Linked DNA regions of Mus musculus: region 2 is linked to region 1. The links are chromatin loops, found by intact Hi-C in ENCODE. Cell type or tissue: left cerebral cortex. All regions are shown on one strand.

Region 1 (8,000 bases):
TGATTTGTTTCTAACTTGCACGCCCTGTATAACAGTGGACCTTCTGAATAATCCATGAGAAATATATTGGTTTTTTTTTTTTTAAGAGGAAAGTTGTTGGGTCCTACAGGTCAGAAGAAAATAAGAGGCTAGTGGCTGCTTACACATCCTGGGAACATCAGGACTCTGGTGGCAAACTTGGAAATTTGAATCAAGAGCTGTATTAGGATGGACACTTTTCTACTGAGGATTCTGTATGTGTAAGAAGACATCAAAGTGTGGTATGTGGAGTAGAATCAGGAAAGAACACACATACACATACATCATATAGTATGTAGAGAATGTAGTAATGTGTGTACATATAGAACCATATTTATTCATAAAGCTCTTTCTAGCTGGGGAAATTTACTGATACACTGAAGTTACTCATATCAGCTCATTCAAGCAAAATAGTCAATATTCAGGTTTCATAATTAGTTGTTATACCACTGGTAACCAGAAATCAGCCATATTGGGAATACTTACACCAGGCAAATTAGTCAATTATACAAGTCAGGGCTTTCTTTGTCTGAACTTAGTTGAGGTAGTTGCTTTCTGGAACACCATCAATGAAAAGACCTAAAAAATCCTGGGACTTCCACACAAGGTTAAAGTCTGATCAAACCTTGAAAGAACTGGGGTCCAAAAACAAGCAGTGGCTTGCCTAAGATCACATACCTGTCCTGATAACAGAGAGGCTGAAGAAACAGCCATGTTTCTGACCCTCCTTCACTGCTTTCTGGAAATGGAATCTGATTGTTCACAATGGCATCAACTTCTTTCTTCTCTTCATTTCAATGAAAGTTCCTGCTGGTAAGGCCAGATCGCTCTTTTGTGTCAGAGCCCAGCTCATAAAATGCTATTAAGTGAATTACTGATGACCTAATTCCCAGCTGCAGGACACATTCCATTAGGGGCAGGCCAGCTGCCAAGACGTGTCAGCTATGACTGGATGGCAGGGTGATTGAAGCTATCCTGCCTGGAGTGGCTGGGCTCTGAAAGTGAGTTCATAGTCGAGAGGGGCAACTCATTTCCCCAACATCATACCCACATTGTCTTCTGGGAACCCTCTTCATCAGCTTCAAAGAGAACTTTTTCGAAATACCAACACACATTACAAAAGCAACTAGAAGTAGTGTTATTCTGTGCTAAGAGTTTAAAACAGTGCAAATTCAGTCATCACTGATTGAATAATGCTGCATTTTTTTTCTTCTCTCCATGCCATGACTTCTTTTTCTTAACTTTTCTTTCTTTTTTTTTTTTTTTTTTTTTGCCAAAGCTATGCTGTCAGGTTGTCCATTTTCCTTCCATTTTCTTTACATTGTTCTTCTTCTTCTTCTTCTTTTTTTTATTTATTTGGTGTGCCTGAGGGATACTGCACACATGCCCCAGTGTACATGTCGAAGTCAGATGACTGCTCGAATAAATTGGTTCTTTCTTTCCCCTCTGTGGTAACGAGGGATCAAACTCAGGTGATCCGGTGTTTCATCAAGCACCTTTACCCACTGAGCTATCTTTCTGGCCTCAGATTTTATTTATTGTTTTTAAATTACAATGAATTCTTCAAAATAGCAAAGCACAAAAGAGTAAGAGCAGTGATAGAACCTAGTGGGGAAACCCTCCACTCAATTCCCGATTCGGCATGCACCCAAAAAATCACGAAGGACCATCTTGATGTAATTACATGAGGTCGTTTAATTATGGAGCTCCGGACCTACATGCATCCCACACAGGAGATAATGGATGTCGGCCACGAGGCTCGGAAGCTAGGGGTTTTTATGAGGTAAGGGGCTTAGGGGTGTGGAATTCAGCATAGCGACACACTATTGGCTTATTCAAACTTCAGCAAAAAAATTACATGTACGTGCAGGGTGTCAGAGTTCTGTGAGTTGTTGACTCCAGTTTAGATAGCCCTCTTATGTCTTCACATTCCTCTTTATCTTTAAGATTAAGCTGTTCCCAGGTTTGTTTTTCTTTTTTCTCAGCCCCAGGCAGCCTCTAGGCTCACAAGCAACCAGCAATTTCTGAGTACTTTATATGACTTACAGGTCTTGAAATTTCATCTTTCTTTCAACAGTACAGTTTTTTTCACTTTGCATTCATCTCACCAGAATTTATAATCCCAGCACTCAGGAGGCAGAGGCAGGCAGATTTCTGAGTTTGAGGCCAGCCTGGTCTACAAAGTGAGTTCCAGGACAACCAGAGCCACACAGAGGAACCCTGTCTTGAAAAACCAAAAAAAAAAAAAAAAAAAAAAGAGGAAATCGGTATCTACTAGGTGAGTCCCAAGTGGGCCATTTTATAGTTGATACTTTTTTTCAGAATCGGTACAAGGGTGAAGTAAACTATAACACCTTGTAAGCTAGGAAGAAACAAGACAATTATATATGTTGTGCTCAGTGGAAAGTGGGAACGTATTTACGTTCCAAGGGAACTTTGGATTCAGTCAACCATTCCGAAAGAGGAAATGACATAGTGATGTTACAAAGCAGGCCATGGTCAGAAACCTGCACCCAAGGTTGGCTTCATCTCTAGTCAACTTTAGCGTCCTTTTGGCTCTTTGTCAACTGTGAAATGAGAGAATGACTGGATGGTTACCGGGTCCCTTCTAACTCTCAAAAGTTCTATCTTAAACCCAGAAGTCAATCACTGTGCGTCATGGCCTAGCGATCACATGCTCTGCTCTCTTTCCCTTTTCCCTTCATCTTTTCTTCACTCCTTCTGCTTTAGTCTCTAACTTCCTTTTGTTTGGTACTTGTGGTCTCCATTAGTTTATATTTTGTCTTCTCTGCTTCCTCTACTAACGCTGTCAATTAGTCACCACTCACCTTATTATTGTAGTCATTTCTAGATGCCATCACGCAATATTGACAGCTAATTAGAAAAAAAATCCCTGGCACATACTATGTAAGAGCATCCAAGTTCACTGAGATGAGTGTGTGCGGGTGCCTATTTGAGATTGGGAAGCCAGAGGGGTTATGCTGTGATTTAGAACCTTGCCAGCGAGCCCTTAAGTAAACTGGAAGTCTGAGGAATCTGCAGACAGCCATATGACTAAGAATGAAAAAAAAAAAAAAAAAAAAAAAAACGATTAAAAGGAGCTGACTTGTGGTATTCTGTGCTTTTATGAGTTTTTTATCCCCAAATCGTTAATATTCAGCTGCATTGCCAAAACTCTTTGGAGATGTTTTTATTATAGGTATGTCCCTTAGCAAACAGGGCTGGAAACAAAACCTTGGTAACTAACATTTTCGTGACACAGAAACCATGACTAATTTGAGCACATATGTCTTTTCTTATTCATCTAGAAATAACTGCTCTCCTCTAATTCCTTTTCCTTTCGATATTTTCCTCCTAAATTCAAGCCAAGAAATAGCCCTTGCCTTCCACGTACCTTAACTTATTCCAAAACTTTCCTCAATTTGTGAGCAAAAACTACAAGGCTAATGCATTCAACTCCGACTGTAAATGACAGGTATTTTTTTTGAAATCGAAAAGCATCTTCAGTTGCATTGTGGGAGTCACCTCTTCATTTCTACACCATCCCTCCTCTAAAGACAAGCTCTGTCGAGCACGAATGGTTCTTTTATTTTAGTGTTGCCTTGTTCCAAGAGATCTGCAAAGTCTTCCATACGTATATACTGCTTCCTCATCTTCAACACATGCTTTACTTTATAAGAATGTTGAAATATAAATGTATATCCTTGTGCTAGAATTATAGGCTGCTGTGGGCCAACCAGTGTGAGTTCTGGGAACTCCAAGGTGCCTATGTAAATTGAGTTGCCTTTATTCTTTATCAATTTAACCTTTCCTTGGAGTTCCCATATCATTAATGACTTCTTTTTTTTGTTTGTTTGGGTTTTTTTTGTTTGGTTGTTTTTTTTTTTTTTTTTTGGTTTTTTGGTTTGTTTGTTTTTGTGTTTGTTTTTGTTTTTTGTTTGTTTGTTTGGTTGGTTTTTCGAAACAGGGTTTCTCTGTGTAGCCCTGACTGTCCTGGAACTCACTCTGTAGACCAGGCTGGCCTCGAATTCAGAAATCTGCCTGCCTCTGCCTCCCAAGTGCTGGGATTAAAAGCCCGGCTCATTAATGACTTCTACCCAGCTCCTCTGCATGCTTATGACTACTGCTGTTCCCATCCAAATATAAGGACCTTGAAGGAAAAACCACCCCTTACTCCTTAGGCACATTCAGACTGCAGCACACCTCAGAAAGTGTTTTTGAACTGACATGGTTTCATTCCCTAAAATTGGCAGACACTGATAACTTGTGATGGCTTTCTTTCTTTTCTTTTATTCAAACCCCGCCCCGCCTCTTGTGTGTGTGTGTGTGTGTGTGTGTGTGTGTGTGTGTGTGCAAGCGTCACATGACTGCAGTTATCTAGGGCAGTAAGCAATGTTCAAGTGATTATAGCAGAAAACCGAGATTCCACCAGCGCCCTGGGAATTGCAGCCAGAGATCATCTGAGCCACATGCTTAATATTTTAAACAAGAGGCATGGTCCTTTCAGAGAGGTCTTCGCTACTGATTCTCTCAAAGGATTTAGTCGCTCAGCTACATTTAACATTCACTGGGTCAGACCTTTATCCAAGATGACGTCATCTGAATCCTCATGCAATTCAATTTTAGCGTGTATTCCGCCAGAGTACCTCCCCCCATCCTGCCCCCTGTCTCTTGGTAGACAGAGACAAGGCAAATAAATAGCAGTTAATCTGAAGCGTGAAGCTTTGGAAAGCCTTTAGCCAAGGTTTGTATTTAGTTACCCTCTGGGGGGGGGAGGTGCGGAAGAAGGAAGGAGAGGGCTCAGCCCCCTCATGGCAGTAGGAACCTTTAAGAATTGACTTGGGGAGAAGAGAAAACTCTCAAGCTGCTTGGGAAGGAGCCACCCACAAGGACAGGGACTTCCAGCTGCCTAAGTAATTCAGTCCCCTACATACTGATATCAGAAAGGAGCCTTTGCAGGGTATTTCTCACATGCGCAATAAGCAGCCCTCACCACCTCCCCCACCCCCAGAGCTTCCGTTTTGATTCATCCTCAAAGTGGAAGGCGCTTGAATAACCTAGCTGAACTTTCCTGTTCCTCTGTTTGAAACCTCGAACACAGGCTGGATCAGCCTCACTATCGGCCTGCCTTACTCCCTTTTCTTAACCCTCCTCCTTCCCAGACTCTCCATCCTTTAAATACAAAAGTCCTGGTTTCCCTCCCTCCTGGAGCAGCCATTGACTTCAAACAGGGTCTCCATGGAAACCAGAAGCAGTTTCCTGCATCCTGGAGCCAGGTTCTCTCTTCTAGGTGAAGCAGGGCCTTAGGGAGCTGCAAGAAAAAAGAGGTCTCCTGATTAACGTGAATCTGATGAGGAGGGGAGAGAATTTAGGCAGAGTGGTATGAGTTAAGATAAAAGGAGCTAAGGGTTCAGATTCTCTCTCAATTTTTATTTCAGTTTAACACCGTTCAGAGGAGACCTTGGAACCAAACAAGAAATCTCAAGGTCCAGGTCTATGGCCCCTAGTCTGTCAGCATCCAACAGAGGTCTGTTAAATATGGAGATTGTTTAGGGATGACTTTACAATGAAGTCCCGACTACACTTCTCATAAAAGCAAAGCATTTTTTAAAAGCATTTAAAACGAACAAGAGAACGAAGTCTTTGCTACCGGCTACTCCATTTTCTTTTCATGTACACTCTGCATCACCCCATGCCGCAGACAGAGCTGTACATGAGAATTTAGTGCATAGCCCCCCACCCCCACCTGACCTGAAGGCATGGAGAAAACTCCTTGTACCTCCAGGACTCTGTTACCCCTTCTCCTGATTGATAGACACCTTCATTCATATCTGGCTCTCTAAGTCCAGAACGGCACCTTGACGCTCTTACTCAAACCCATCTGTCCTGAAGCATGATCCTGTCATGGTCTGCCTCTTCCGGAGGTCTCAAAGCCCTTTTCCAGAGTGAGTTCTGTCATCGACCTGAAGGTTCAGTAGAAGACTACAAACAGACCTCTGCTGGCTTCCCCAGTTTACTGTCAGTAGGTCTTGCATGGCCTTTGCTCTTCAGTCATATTTCTGGGTCCACTGAAACAGTTTGTTCTGGAACTTTGTGTCTTCTCTTCTGAAGTTCCTAGTATGTTGTGCAACTTTAGTTAGATAAAATTGTTTTGCTTTTCTCTATTGATAGAGATGTGAGTTTTCCCCTTGCAGTGGGAAAGATGTCGCTTCCTCCTCCCTTGGAGCCCTCTCCCTTGGCATACTCAAATATATTTTTGTTTGTTTGTTTGTTGGTCTCTGTCACAGCTGCAGCAAATGAACAAAAATGTATTTGCTGAAAACAATATAACTTTACTATGTTACATATCTAGAAGGGCATCAGAGGTTTCACTGGATCAGAACCAAGGCATCTGTGGTGGTTTTAGAGCATGCCGGTGTACTTTGACTCTCCGCCCTCTAGAATCCCTAACCAGCAACAGCATCACTCCAATCTCCGTTGTCCCATCTCCTTTCCTGATCTTATCCTCTTTGCCTTCTTTTAAAGATGTCTGTGTCCACGGTGTACACCTAGGTAGTGCAGATCAGCATCTCCATTTCAAACATCAATTTAATTACACCCACTACATCCCTTTGGGAATTATTCTGCCTACCACATAGTGTTTTTTTCTATCTTAAATATGGTGCCACCTCATCAACCACTTGCCTCTCTTATCACTGAGTCTGTCTTTTCCTTTGATGGACAAGTTTTTCTATGTGTTGTTTACAAGAAGTAGCCCATACTATCTCCATCTCCTCACCAGGCATTTCCTTAGCTCCCCACTAGAATTTATTTCTGTCCTCTTCACAGTGCAAAACTATCACGACAAAGTTCAATATTACCTTCAAATTGCCAATTTCAGATGACATTTACCAGTCAGCTTCTACTTCCTTGCTAGCATCCTTTGACATTTTTGAACACGTCCTTCTGTATAAAACTTTCTTCCTTTGATTCCAAGATATTTCTTTCTCCCCCTCCTTCTTTATCCTCTCTGGATTCTACTCTGTTATCATCTTGTCATCTGCCTCTCTGTCTTACTTACCTTTATATTGCTGTGATGCAACAGTGTGACCAAGGAAATTTATAAAAGAAGCCATTTAATTTGAATGGTTCCAGGGGATTAGAGTCCATGACCATCATAGTGGGAAGCATGGCAGCAGACAGGCAGGTATAGATTTGGGGCAGTAGCTGAGAGCTTAACATCTTGATCCACAAGTAGGAGAGAGAGAGAGAGAGAGAGAGAGAGAGAGAGAGAGAGAGAGAGAGAGGGAGAGGGAGAGGGAGAGGGAGAGGGAGAGGGAGAGAGAGAGGGAGAGAGAGAGGGAGAGAGAGAGAGAGAACTGGGAACAGTGTAGCCTTTTAAAACCTCAAGGCTCATGCTCACTGCCATGCTTCCTTCAAAGGCCACACTTTCAAATCCTTCTCAAACAGTTCAACCAAATGGGGACAAAGTATTTAAATATGATACAAACCACCACACATACCAATTGCCAATTAATGTTTTATAGGAACTTGCTAGACAAGATAGCTTGGATGCTTGCTTAAAAATGATGAATATCAGCAGATCTAGTGAGTCAAAATGTACTTAACAGATTCTTTAGGATACCTTGTGTATTAGTTTTCTTGTTGCTCCGACAGAACGCCTGACAGAAGCACTTTACCAGAAGAGAGATTTCTCTCGGCTCACAGTTGTAGATTATAGTCTATATTCCATAGTGGAGAAGGCACAGTGGCTGGAGAAGCTCAGTCCTTGATGGTTGGAGCTTCTTATATATTATCTTCATATTTTGCTGCATCAGAAAGCAGAGAGCCTGGACAGGCACCAGAAGCTAAGCTAATGGTCAAAGCATGCTGCCATCCAGATAGGTCACAGATACCAAAGATTTGACAACCTACCAAATCAGAGCTGCCGTGTAGCAGGCAAGTCCTCAGGCACATATGTCTATGGGGGGGAACATTTCAAA
Region 2 (8,000 bases), 170 kb before region 1:
TTAAATCTATAATATGATACAGCTTTAAGTGTAGTTCAATCTTATAATAGATGTCTACACCATCCCATGAGCTCAGAAAACATTATGGAGAAGTGGGTAGAAAGTGTGTAAAAGCTGGAATATAGGAGTGTCATGAAACGCTTCCATATACACAGTCATTGCAGTCATGAACAGATAGGAGCAGTGAATAACTGGTCAAGACCGTGTATTTCAGCCTCCATCATGGATAGAAGAGGTACCTGTGAGTCCATGTCCTTGGCAGCTAAATCTTGCTCTATCTTCTTAGGACTCTGCCTTCTGTGTACCATGAAGAAACTCCCCCATCACATGCTGTCATTCTCATAATGTTTTGCCTAGGCCCCTGGGGCCAAGGAGCTATGGATTGACACCCCTGAAACAATAGCCTTTCCTCTCTGTGGATGTTTTTATTACATGTTTTGATTACAGCCATGTAAGAGTAACCAACACAGTTGGTCATCAAAGGCAAACATTGGACGGAAAGTAAGAAATCAAAGAACCAAACTTTGAGGTGACACTAAGTTTAGAAGTAAGAAGAAAGAAAATGATTGAATCCAGGGTTAAGGGATAAGACTAGGTAACGTACTATGTGCCTGTGAGTTTTGTTAGCATTGGCACAAAGCAGAGACTTCTGAGAGGAGGGAACCTCAATTGAAGAAATAGCTCTAGCCATATCTGTACAGTATTTTCTTGAGTGTTGCTTGATGCAGGAGGACCCAGCATGGCCAGTTCCACCCCTGGGCAGACAGGAGATATAAGGAAGGTATGAGAAAGGTACCCAGATGTGAGCCTAGGAGAAAGCCATGCTCCTTTATGGTCTCGGCTTCAGTTCCTGCCTCCAAGTCTCTGATTCCCCCAATTTTGGACCCAATGATGAACTGCAGTTTGTAAGATGAACTAAACCTTCTCATTCTCTAAGTGACTTTTAGTCATTCTATCACAGCAGCAGAAAGGAAACTAAGACATAATCAAAGACCAGTGGTGAAAGTATTTCCAAGTACAGTAGGAACTGACAGGTTAACCATCAAATGCTAGGCAAAGCTGAAAACTCCAAACTGACTATTGCATTTCCCACTATGGAAGAAATCTGTGATTTTGGACAAGATTCTTTAAAAAAAAATTATTCATTTTATGTATATGAGTATGCCATCACTGCCTTCAGATATACCAGAAGAGGGCACCAGGTCCCATTACCATGGGGCTACTATGTGGTTGCCGGGAATTGAACTCAGGACCTCTGAAAGAGCAGTCAGTGCTCTTAACCACTGAGCCATCTCTCCAGCCCTTGGACAAAATTCTTTAAATTGAAGCTGGGAAGATGGATATGGTCATTAGGAATTAAAAGAAAGAGGGAGGGAGAGATGGAGGGACGGAGGGAGGGAGGGAGGGGGAGAGGGGGAGAGGGAGGGGGAGGGATGGGGGAGGGGGAGGGACAGAGGGAGGGGGAGGGACAGAGGGAGGGGGAGGGGGAGGGACAGAGGGAGGGGGAGGGGGAGGGACAGAGGGAGGGGGAGGGACAGGGGGAAGGACAGGGACAGGGACAGGGACAGGGACAGGGACAGGGACAGGGAGAAATAAGGAAATTGGTGTCTGAGTATAGGCAACCCTTTTGAGAAAGAAATACTCAAGAGCCAGAGAGCACAAGTCTGAATCTGGAACCTGTCACTTCCTAAATGTGGCGCCTTCATCACCTCATGTAACCTTTCTACACCTCAGCCTCCTCAGCTACAAACACCCCCTGGTAGGGTTGTTTGGTGTGTGAGGCACATAGATGGCTAAGCAGTAAATGCACCTATCACTTTATCCTGGAAAAGATGACTCGGTTATCAAATTCTATTCCAAGTCCTAGAGTCCAAATTCACAAATAGTATTATTTGAGCAATTTTGTGAGGATCCAGCCAAGGCTGGTCTGGTCTCGTAGCACATTGTGACAGCCGCAGATTGAGTCCCTGCAAAGGCGGGCCACGTTCCATTCTTCTGCTTAATGTAATACTCAGGTGTTTCAAAGCAGTCTCATGATTCTGAATAGTTAATGACTCCCTCAAACTTCTTTATTTTTGGAGGACCCCAAAAGATTTCTTTTGTGATTACGCTGAATTTCGGTGGTGGTGTGTGAAAAGGACTATTGAAAATGTTAAGGCAGACATTTCTGTGCTACAAAGCCAGATGATCTTACATTCTGTCAAACGGAAGTCTTTATCAACTAATACTTCAGCATTACACTAAAAACTGATATCTGTATAATGCTCCTGACACATTTTATGACTGCAATTACTCTATTTCTAATGTTGCATATGTTTTATTATATCTAAACCTCCCCCAATTGGAAATCCAATAATAACATAGATAGCAATTATTAATCAAACATTAGGGTAACCATTTCCTTAATCACATTAGACTATAGAGCTCAGTTGGTCCCTTTTATTCTAATCTGACTTTATTTTATAGGAAAATAAAAGTATTAATGTGAGGGTTATAGAGAGGAGAGAGACTGAGACTCTGATCCATCCACACACATGAAGTTTTGTTGCTCCCTTCTGTATCTATAAAAGTAAATAATAGCCTAAGCACAGAGTGACTGTGGCTTCAGGAAGTTACTACATATACAGAATTTAGCAATTACTCTAGAACAAAAGCATAAATAATCTATAGTTTTCATCAGTGTTATATTTGCTTGCTCCTTTTAAAAACTGGTTTTCTGGTGTTTTTGTTTGCTTTGTTTTTATTTGTTTGTTTGTTTTGTTTTGAAACTGGATTTCTGGGTAGTCCTGGCTGTCTTGGGACTCTCCCTGTAGACCAGGCTGGCTTTGAACTCAGAGTTCCACTCACCTCTATTTCTGGAGTGCTAAGATTAACGGTATTCTCTACTAAGTCCTTTGCTCTTCCAATGACTTTTCGTAAGGACCTAATAGATGATTGTCAGACCAAGGACTGACAAATTCGAAGTGATCAGATACGAATTAGGTTGTTTTCACATTTTAATTAAGACTTGGGATAGATAGCATTGGGAACAGAGTCACAATTGTTATTGTGAAGAATCCTCAATAAATTATGGGACTTCAATAGACAAATGGAGCAAGTACTATATTCTTGTAGATTTACTACAGGAGGATGACGGTTGGTATGTAGCTGAAAGGGCAGTCTACACCCTCCGCCCTCAGCTGCCTGCCACATCAGTACAGCCCCAGGAGGCTTCAGAAGATGTGCTCAGGTCTCTTGAGTGGCTGCATCTCCCCCCACCCCCCAGAAGCGACAGGGGACAAATGGCTGCTGGCTCGCTACACAGTTCCACTTCACTCTGCTCCCACCCTCTTGCCAGCCCACCAGGCACGTGCCAACAATGAGCTGCCTGCTTCACTGGGATCCTCGGCTCCATTAATAAGCCCTGGAAGGCTGATAATTGGAGATTTGCGGAGCCTGCCGTCTTTCAATGAGGCGGGTTGTTATGGAAACCGCAGGCAGAGCATCATGTACATATTATTGATCCTTTAAAATAATAATAAAAAAGGACCATTAGAATGTAATGTCCCTTTTTCTTACCTCACTTGGCTCCCATCGTTTTCTTTGAGAAGTTTGTCATCAATTTGCACACGTGACAATTCACAGCTCATCTCTCTCTTTATCTCTTAGCACCCGCCCCACCCCTTTCTTAATTACAGAGAATCTTTCACCTCTAGCAGGAGAAAAAAAGTCAGCTGAGCAGAAAACCAAAGGAACACCAAAGAGAACACTCTCAATCTAATTTAACACCAAGGCATTAACTCGATAATTTGAGACAAGAGAAATCAGTCATGAGTATCAATGCACATTTCCTCGCCATTAAAAATAATAATAATAAATCGAACAGAGCTTAGAAATGACTTCGGAGCCCCACCCTAGTTTATTCTGGTGGCAAGATGTTCACCACCCACGATGAAGCACACACGGTGCTCTGGAAAGGAGCCCCCAGCGCTCAAGCCAAGGAAAAAGCCGGACTATTTTTCTGAACTACTTTTAAAATTTAGCTTTACACTCTTGCAGAAAAAAATCCAATTACTCCTTTTACTTAAGGAATACAGACATAATGCCGAAGTGTACCTGACTGGGAGGCCTGTGATCAGCATTAAATGAATGTGCCTGAAGGCTGCTTTGGACTTCAGTGTCACCCAAATTCCTTGCGTTGAAAAGGCCTGGGCGCCATTGTTTCTTGGTGAACTTCCCATTTTTCCCCAGCAGAGGGCAACAGAGTAATACTGTTCCCGACCTTGAGGTCTGCGGACCAGCCACGAATCCAAAGCAAAGCACACAATTGGTTCAGGAACGATTTGCTGTGGCAAGGTCCTACTTTGAAGCCTTTCTGAAGTTAATTGTATTTTTAAGTCCTTTTAAAGGTAACCAAAATCTAAGTCTAGAAATATTGTTTACCAAAGTCATGAAGTCATGGGAGTGGATGAACTAAAATTAATGTTACATTGTGAAATGGATTTCGAGAGCAGGTAATGCTTTGCAGTGGCCTTATCTCTATAGGATAAGGTCTTATCTTATATCTAAGACCTTTGAATCCATAAAATACTATGACATCAGTTGTCATACTATTTTAATGTAGCAAAAGCATCTGCCATTGTTTAGTTTAAAGCCCCAATCACTTCAGGTCTGAACATTTTAAGGTCTAACACAGTCACCTTCCCCTCCCTGGTGCTATAGCAATGTTGCCTAATTAAGTTCACTTCCTTCATTCAGATACCTGCCACCCTGGTGACATCTGAACTTACTCTCTGCAATTAGACTGTGTTTCCAGTCAAACACATACTTTCACATAGCTCTGGGGCCAGGAGTTCGTTTTGTTTGCTTGTTGTTTGCTTGCTTGCTCCTTTTTAAAGGCCTTACATTGCTTCCAGATTGTACACTGAACAACAGCATTTTTCTTTTTACTTTTATATACCAGTATTCTTTACAACGCCTAGAGCTCTTGCGTAAGTCACACCTGCTAGCAAAGGAAAGTTATCTGTATGACAATGAAACGAGCTCCTTGGGTTACCTTGTCTCCTCCACGATGAGCCTAACTCATTATGTGACTGTTCAAGGTGATCCTACAAGACACGTCACTTTTCATTAGAATACACACACGCACAGCCCGTCCTGGGGATTGTTCGAGTACAGTGGGCTGAACAGTTTTGAAAACTGGTCCCAGCTGAATAGCTGATGAAAGACCAAACTCTCATCCATATTGACACACAGTAAAACATGTTACAGACCATTCCAGGAGATGAAAGGACTCTGTGAGACCCGCTATGCCTCGGTCAAAGTGACATCTAAGTTTCCTAAGAAGATTGAAATCTAAGTTGAAATCATTATACTTGTACTTACCTAGAAAGAGCATATTACCCATTTCTCTCAAGAGTTTCCAACTCTGTCTATCAAATCCCTAGATTGCAGTTTCTGAGGGACCAATTACAGGCAGCCTAAATTAATCCTACCCTCACTACCTGGTGGCCTTGGCTAACTTCCAGGCTCAATCATCACTGATAATGTAAGTACTTGGTAATGTTGCTGAGCTCCAAAGTAGGCCAAGTAGAATAGCCTCCGACTCTCAGGAGACTCGGTATATCATTATGTGTCTCTCTCTAGCTGACCACAATAAATTAAGTCATATTTGTACATTAATTTCCTCTTTAAAGTCAGGGGGTTGGTACCAAGGTACAAAATAATGTTTTCCAATAATTTCAGATTTTAAAAAAAAATTTTAAAAATTGGTCAGTTTCTATTAAACACTTGCTATATGTTCAAGGAAATACATTGTAGGAACTTTATATGCAAACCATTTAATGCCAATTGGGTTCGTCTCTGAGATCATTTCATAATGATGAAACCCATACTGAGCTATTGACAGAGCTCCTTAGGGACCATGTCTGTGCTTCAAATTCAATTCCAAGACCTGTACTCTCCCTCCTGTGTCACAGTCGAAGAGGACACTTACCTAACTCAACAGCTGCTGCAGTGCTCTGTCTACTGATGCAACAGCTAGTTATTCATAGCATACTTTCTTCTGTAAGATGAGTCCTTTGCATCATTTAAAATGCATCACTTTGTAAATATCTTGTGGTAGTCTGGGATTGGATGTATCATTAAAGGTACCCAGCAAGAAGTTTTAGAATAGCTTAGAGTTGAATCCAGGCCTGCCAAGTCCTACCTAAGGTAGGATATTTAATGAGGTATCCTAGGTAAATTTGTTTCTAAAACTTTACTTGGAATCTCCAATGTGTTAAGTTTGGAAATAGCTTAAGTTTAAAGTCAGGGGATATTAAAGCTCACCTCTTCTTTTCTCTTACTGCCTGGAATCAAGTAGTTGTTCACTTTTAGTTGAAGTAGGGTTGCCTGAAATCTGATGCTAAAGAATTAAGACAGTGGATGGGTGGGTGGGGGAGCACCATCATAGAAGTAGGGGGAACGGGGTGGGATAGTGGGGTTTTGGAGGGGAAACTAGGAAGGGGGACAACATTTGAAATGTAAATAAATAGAATAACCAATAAAAAAATTTTAAAAAGAATTTAAGAGAGAGAGAGAGAGAGGATATTCAGAAATAGGTCATGGAAAAGAAACAGATGATTTTAACACTTAAAGGAGGAATCGGCTATAAGTGTTATAGATACTTTAGCTAAAAAAATATTTTTTTTAAAAAAAAGTGGTTGAGGCTTTCACATGAAAGTGAAATGATCCATTTCTCTGCAAGCTCTTTATGAAAACGAACCTCTCCTTGGAGGAGAATAATGTTATTAGCTAATTGGTAGATGTCTATTGAGGGCCTCCTAGGTATAGATCAACAGCAAGATGATGAATATTGTGGGAAAGGATGTTGTGACTGTCTAGTGATAGAGAAAAATTTAAGATAGCAAAGAGAGGTAAATACACTCACATTAGGCAAAAAGGCCCTCTAGACTAGTAGTTTTCAACCTGTGGGTCGTGACCTCTTTAGGGAGTCACGTATCAGATGCCTGTCTGTTGCTACTCAGATCAAAGGTCAGGGGGTCAGGGAAGTTCTCTCACTGCAAGTGACATTCAAAAAAAAACGGAGACTTGAACGGTCAGAGGCAACCTAGCCCAGAGACAGCAGGTGCAAAAGCCACCAACAGACATAAGCTAGACTCATTAGAGATATTTAGAAAGTGTGTGACTACAGAAGAGGGAAGAGGGGTAGTGAGTATCAAAGGAAACAGATCAGAGAGACAAGCACAAGTCAGACCATGGAAGGTCATGTAGGCAAAAGGAATTGTTTCAAATTCATTCCAAGATAAGTGTTTGAAGAATTTCTGAAGGGTACAGATTTGGACAAGTGTAAATATGGATCTTTGGATGAGTGGCCTTCGGAACAATCTACTGAAAGTCCAAAGAAGCTTGGGTCAACAAGGGGGCTCAGTAGGTTAAAGGCATTTGCTGCCTGGTCTTAGAGCCTAAGTTCAATTCTCAAGACCCAAATGGTGCAAGGAGAGGAGGCTCTCCTGTTCTCCATGAGTGTATCCTCCTACCTACCTCCCGGCCCTCACAGACACACACAGACACACAGACACACGCAAATAAATACATAAAAAAGCATAACAAAAGTAAAAGTTTAAAAAGCAATTATCAGACGCTAAAGCACCTCAGAGCTAAAGCCTGTAATTATTGAAGCTAGTCCTTTACACAGCTGGGGTTTGTCATGTGTTGTGACTCACTAATATGATATTTAGGATGTCAGTCCCTGGAGTTGACTAGGACTTGGCGCCATAGTTCACAAATGTTTCCCTTTGGGGCATCTTTTAGGCAGACATGCAAACAGCTATCATTTGCTGGGGCCAAACAAGGGAAAGAAACGCAGGTTATGGGTTTTCTTGCTTTCTAATGTTTAAAACCTATTCAGAGATTTCAATGTCTGTAAATCTAAATTTTGTGAATGTTTCAAAATTATGTAGAGCCGGGTGTGGTGGTAGACACCTTTAATCCCAGCACTTGGGAGGCAGAGGCAGGTG

Evidence for each region. A loop is a pair of places that touch in the nucleus more often than their neighbours do. Peaks named below come from ENCODE experiments on the same cell type or tissue, not always from the same donor. Only the 100,000 strongest peaks of a DNase experiment are listed, where the experiment ranks them.
Region 2: it touches region 1 in a loop (5-fold over the local background); 5 of 42 quality-filtered maps call a loop at or near these places.

Annotation. Positions count from the first base shown.
Region 1 is chr16:42,440,086-42,448,085 of GRCm38, forward strand. No RefSeq gene overlaps it. Among named protein-coding and RNA genes, the nearest start is that of Gap43, 100 kb to the left of the region's middle. In left cerebral cortex, no CTCF peak of the experiment used is centred here; DNase peaks (open chromatin) are centred at 3,059, 3,311, 3,586, 3,667 and 4 more places; H3K4me3 peaks cover 775 bases; H3K27ac peaks cover 1,593 bases.
Region 2 is chr16:42,272,412-42,280,411 of GRCm38, forward strand. The region is part of intron 2 of Gap43 (growth associated protein 43); the gene reads right to left. Among named protein-coding and RNA genes, the nearest start is that of Mir6540, 27 kb to the right of the region's middle. In left cerebral cortex, a CTCF peak has its summit at 4,224 (motif pointing right); DNase peaks (open chromatin) are centred at 3,406, 3,705 and 4,226; H3K4me3 peaks cover 748 bases.